2 separate regions of the Homo sapiens genome follow, and region 1 is linked to region 2. The links are chromatin loops, found by intact Hi-C in ENCODE. Cell type or tissue: psoas muscle. All regions are shown on one strand. Each heading gives the region's core, and the rest is flanking DNA. Links, peaks and the distances in the headings are about the cores only. Region 1 has its middle 24 kb from the start of LINC01255. Region 2 has its middle 140 kb from the start of LINC01928.

Region 1 (2,922 bases), core at 274-2,773, 200 kb after region 2:
GTCCAGTGGGACACGGAGGCCTAGGGAACAGGTGGGGTGATGGCTGTTCAACTGCCAGCTGTGGTTACTTTCAGGATCAGAGGGAAAGAAAAGAGAGTTTCACTTTTTACTTCGCATGCTTCAAAACAAGAGAAGTGAAACCATTATGAAAGAGGTATTTTTTGTATTTATGTCTTTTTCTAAATTTTATACATTTCTAATTGTATACATAAAAGTGTTTTTAAAAAGCATTTTTAATTAAAACTCTTACTCCTGACCTCAAATATCCACTTCTACCAGGAAAACCTCTGTAACTTAGACTGCAGAATGCGAAGCTGTTGTTATTTTTCTGGGCCTGCAAATCACACTGAAACTAACGGCGTTCCAAATCTGTGTCAAGCTCACTGCTGAGTTGCATTTAGCATGTTCCTTAAAGTGTCCTTACTCTATAGTAGAGATAAGTTTCCTCATCCTGCAGAAAAGATATAATTTCTGTGCTAAAGTGGACAAGACAGAGAGAAAAAGAGAGTCACTGGAGAAGAGAAGAATGGGAAAGGTCCTGATCTGTGATCTCGATAGCAAAGATTTCCCATTTTTTATGCCTCAGTGGTAACTATCAATGTCTGTCCTAGATCTACCAGGGACCGAATAGCAATTGTGTTGCCATAACAAAATAGCAGAGTGGACCAGATAACAGAATGGCCAACAGCTTGAGGCAGCCCCAGCGAGGCCCAGCTAGACTAAGGGAGCTGTGACATTATGAATGCATCTTGGGGCAAGTCCATAGCAAAATGGTTTTCCCTTATCTTATCGGTTTTCCCTTGCCAGGAAAGGAACCAGGCTTGCAAAACTTAGCATATCACATAACCTTACAGGGACTGGCACAGAAACACATTCTCCCAGCACACTGTTAAAAGCAGGACACTCCCCATCTTTATTACATTCTACACAGCAGTGTGGCTGATTTTATTTCACAAGGGAAGAACAGGTTGTTGAAACAACCAAGTCCAAGTATTTTTCTCAGTTGCATTCGGTTTCATTAGGTAATTTTTAGCATGGTGCATCCTCCCTTTCTAGCTGGCTTTTTTTTTTTTTCTAAAGGAAATGAGAAGATTACACTCCTAAAATTCCAGACAGGTCCACCATGAAAATTTAGCACAACAATACCAACTTTCCTCACGATGGGATTGTTCTAGAAGGAGGTTCATGACTATCACACAAGCTTCTAAATTCTGAGGTTGCCTCCCTCCTGTCCTGCTGACTGGCACTTGCTTTCCCATTTCTAGGGTTGCAGCTGCCACCATGTGGAAATGGAGTGTGCAGGTATGAGAGGCACTGATCCAAAAGGTTTAATATTCCAAATCTGTGTCAAGCTCACTGCTGAGCTGCATTTAGCACGTTCCCTAAAGTGTCCTTACTCCATAGTAAAGATAAGTTTCCTTATCCCACGGAAAAGATATAATTTCTGTGCTAAAGTGGACAAGACAGAGAAAAAGAGAGTCACTAGAGAATAGAAGAATGGGAAAGGTCCTGATCTGTGACCTCAATAGCAAAGATTTCCCATTTTTTATGATTCAGTGGTAACTATCAATGTCTTTCCTAGATCTACTAGGGACCGAATAGCAATTGTGTTGCCATAACAAAATAATCCATCTTTCAGGAGTTATATTTTCAGTGGCAGTCCAGAGATACAGCATTAATTCCAGCCGAATCTAACAGCAACAAGGGGAGGGACGTTTATAACACTAGACCTTTGTTACATGCATATGGCTTGTGAAGCAGTCACACTTCATCAACAGGTGAAAGCAAATACCTTCGTTCATGCAATCAGCATCTTTAGTCACATAGCATCCCCAAAACTAGATAACACTAATGTTGATTTGAGACATCTTAAATATTGACATACAATTTGGATACAAATTGTTTGCCATCTACATGTCTAAACAAGAAAATAAATTAGCATTCTTTCTCCAGTCCTCTATAGACAATAGTTATCTAGATATCTCGAATTACCTCCTTTTTCTAATTCATTCAGTCCTTCAACAGAAAATTAGAATAACCTTTCAAGCTGTAAAAAAGAACCAATATTCTAATAGTTATTATTTGTGTCTATGAGTTTATGCTTACAGTTGCATCTTATGGTACCTAAGAGATCATACTGAAAAAAAAAGTGTCTCTAAAAGATTAGTAAAAGCACAGGGAGTTTAATAAAGTTTGTTGCACCACTTCTGAAATGGGATCAGCAAACATTTATTAAACTGCTATGTACTTAGAGAGTACATATTAGCTGTTATTGTCCTTAAGAAAGAGTTCTGGCAGCATTTAATAATATTTGTTGTATTATACTTCATTTCCTCTAAAACATTTTGTGAATGCAAACATTGATTAGAAAATAAAGAGACATGTTTGTTACCTCTGTCTTTCCAAATATATTTTTATCCTTTTTTCCCACATTTCATCTACCAGTTGCAATCATCTCATACACATCTTTAATTATTCCTTAGTCCTGACACTCAAATTTCCACTTCAATGGGGCCTTGTCTGCCAAAAAAAATATTCTATCACTGTTTTTATTCAGAGATTTTTTTGTCTTTGAAAGCTGGAATATAAACTTGCATGAGAAAAAGATTCTTCCTTCACATGAGAATGATCACAAACCCTCAGCACCCACCGACAGGGTGAAGGAAACTCAAGAGGACTCACCTTAAGTGGAGACAGCAAATTAATTTATTTAGAATATGCCAGCTCTTTATCATTTGGCTAAACTATAGCCTCTCAAGGTTTGTTTCCCTGGGACTGAAGGATTCTCTAAAGAAAAATGACATCAAGAAAATTATCTCAAGAGGCAGAACTTTCAAACAGCAATGGGAGGCTTTCCAAGTGATGTTTTGGACTTTGATCTGCAGCAGAACTACCAAGCAGCATTACTCCCTCCTAACCAAG
Region 2 (2,922 bases), core at 126-2,625:
CAAAATGGCCACTCCACAGACAGAGCAGGGCCATCCCATAGGCAGAGCATCTTGGAGCAGCAGCAGCCAGGGTAGCAGCCCAGAGCAGCAGTCCCCACGGATTGCTGGCGAGCCATATTCATACCCAATCTCAATTATATAATAATTAAAGGGCAAATTATTAGGAATTTTCTAGAAAAGGGGCAGAGGAGTTCCCAGAACTACATAAGGTAACTTCCAGGTCATTGCCATGGCATTTGTAAACTGTCATGGCGCTGGTGGGAGTGCCTTTTTGCTAATGAGCAGTGAGGACAACCAGAGGTTGCTTTTGTTGCCATCTGCTGGTTTCTGCCAGTTTCTCTGCTACATCCTGTTTAGATCAGCAAGGTTGTGATCAGAAAACAAGTCCTGCTGATCTCCTACCTCAGAACTATTTCTGTGGCTAGTATTTTGCTGTGATGAAGTTTTTCTGAACTTATTTTGACCCAGTAACCTTTTCATCTGGCTGACCTTTCTGTGGTCTCTGGACACCTAATGGAGATGCATAGTAACAAAGGCACGAAACCCTGAGCAGGTACACAAGAAGGGCTTTTCAGGAGAGTTCCACTGTGTTGATGTCTTTATTATTTTCTTCTCAGGTGTTGCTATAATCACCCGAGAAAGCCCAAAGAAAAGGTGGAATGAACAGTTCCACTAAGTGATGTGAGAAGTCTGTCAGTCCCATTGCAAGCCAGGCCAGATATACAAAAAATTCTGCATTATCTGTTCTTCCTCATTGTTTGGTACCTGATAGTGTTACCAGCCAGGTGTAGGTCTGTTCTGCCCATGTGCCGTAAATCAATCACTGTAACACTAGTTTTGTAAGAGGGAAAGAATTTATTCCCAAGGACACCAAGTGCGGAGGTGGGAGAATAGTTTTCAAATCCACTTCCCTGAAGATAAGGCTGAGGGATATTTATGGGTTAGGGACACAGGGTGAGGAAAGGTGATTGGCAGTGGGGGAAAATGAAGTAACAGGTTCTTTCTGCACAGGGTTCACAGTATTTCATAGGACATATGTATAGAAAGGCGGCATTAGCATAACATAAGGGTGGAACTTTGGGCCTTCTGAAGTCAAAAGGCCACCTCTCGGGCACTTGCACAGGCTCCGTTGAAGTGTCAGTGGTCTCAACCAGTTTGAACTGAACAGGAGCTGGCCCAAGTTTCTGAAAAGCAACAGAAGCAACCATTACCATGTTGACCTGTTAATGTTATGCATAAAGTAGTCAGTGATGATTAAGTATCAGCGTTGAGTGTCAAGGCCTTTGGCTTCATGGAAAACACGAATAAACAAAAACAACAAAAAAGCAGGCCATCAAAAGCAAACAGGGCAGGCATACCTGATGAAATTAACCCCTTGGTTTCAATAGTACTAGCTGTAAATGGGCTCCTGGAGTTAAGGCATGATATATATATATATTAGCGTAGGAGCAATATATTTGTCACAATAATGGCTGTAGCTTGAAAACAAAGGTAGCTCTTTTAAAGACTGGAGCACAAGACACAGCAGTTGGAAAGGCAGAGGGCAGGGGTGGATGGCAGGGCAGGGGCTGGCAGAACATGGCCACCAGAGGTCAGCATTGAGACCACAGTCCTTAGGGTCAAGTGCAGGTGCTAGATAAAGCTTTTCATTGAATCATCAGAAATAAGGCTTAACAAGTTACCATCCTTCAGAGTGGTAATATGCTGATTTAAATTGATCCTACATTATAAATAGATTGCAAATTTTTAAATTTTTATTTCCTTATAAAATGAAAAACAGGGGTTGTAAATAGCTTACATAAACACATAAGTATTGTAACAAAATTTAAAATATACTTGCTGAAGAAATTACAGAAGAGGAAGCAATAGAGAGCTGGTGATAAAGCAGCAGTAAAGGTAACACCAAAATCCATCCCTTGAGATCTTTTATGTTGGTAAGTAAGCCACAAAAAAAATTGTTCTAAGTATTTTGGCTACAGATTCAAGGAGGACAATGACAGTTAATCATCTGTAAATATTTCTCACAATGTAACTTTTGTTAGGTAGAGAAGGACAGTGGTTCCAGTTTAATGTGAAGCCACAGATGTTAGCTGATTGGAGGGCGAGGCAGGACTAAGGTCTTCCTGTGATGCTGAGCGGTCTGAAGAGGGCACACACCTGATCCCCTCTCTCCACAGATAGGGACTAGGGGGCTACTTATGAACAGAGCCACAACTGCTCTCAGAACAATTTAGGTTCACTATGACAAGGTGCTGAAGGGGTCATCTAGTCCCTAAAGTTCTGGCTAATAAAGCAGTGCTTTGGAGGTGGTTACAACAATTAAGCCCTTTATGTAAATGAGGTCTTATATGAATGCCTAGTATCTACCAAATCCATGACCAGCAGCCCCATCGAGGCAGGGTGGGTACCCACAGCTGCGGTCTCCCATCTCTCACAGAGAGTCTTCTGGGAGTGTTCCAAGGCAGCTTGATGGCAGGTCCTAAGTCAGTCACCTTACAGTCAGATTACCAACAAGTTCCAGAAAGCTTTCCTTTTGAGGTTAACAAAAACCAGACATTTTTAAAATCAAGAATAATCAAATGCCCACCTTATAACTAAAAAAGAATCAATAAAGCTCTCACAGAATATTTAATACCAAGTAATAAAACTTCCTGGTGCACTCACCAAGATAAAAGGATTGTAAAGTATATTTCTGGGCAACTGAGTGACTTAAAATGCCACATAAGTTTGTTATCTTGAAGACAATAAAATGGTGATGGAGGTCTAACAAAAATATTGCCATTGAATATTATCACCTGACTCTGAAAGTTACTGATGTGAAACCCACATCTTTTCATCTTTATTTATAAGAGTACATTATTGTTGTTTTCCTCTGTGAATGATGGTGTCATCCAAAGAGCTTTGTTTTTCTACTATTTTGTT

Evidence for each region. Hi-C counts contacts between places; a loop is a spot of excess contacts. Peaks named below come from ENCODE experiments on the same cell type or tissue, not always from the same donor. Only the 100,000 strongest peaks of a DNase experiment are listed, where the experiment ranks them.
Region 1: a loop joins it to region 2, with 7 times the contacts of the local background. A loop is called at or near these places in 25 of 110 quality-filtered maps.

The regions. Positions count from the first base shown.
Region 1 is chr18:11,511,558-11,514,479 of GRCh38, forward strand. No RefSeq gene overlaps it. Among named protein-coding and RNA genes, the nearest start is that of LINC01255, 24 kb to the left of the region's middle. In psoas muscle, for the core only: a CTCF peak has its summit at 1,284 (motif pointing left); no DNase peak of the experiment used is centred there; H3K27ac peaks cover 712 bases.
Region 2 is chr18:11,309,096-11,312,017 of GRCh38, forward strand. No RefSeq gene overlaps it. Among named protein-coding and RNA genes, the nearest start is that of LINC01928, 140 kb to the right of the region's middle. In psoas muscle, for the core only: a CTCF peak has its summit at 1,580 (motif pointing right); a DNase peak (open chromatin) is centred at 1,566.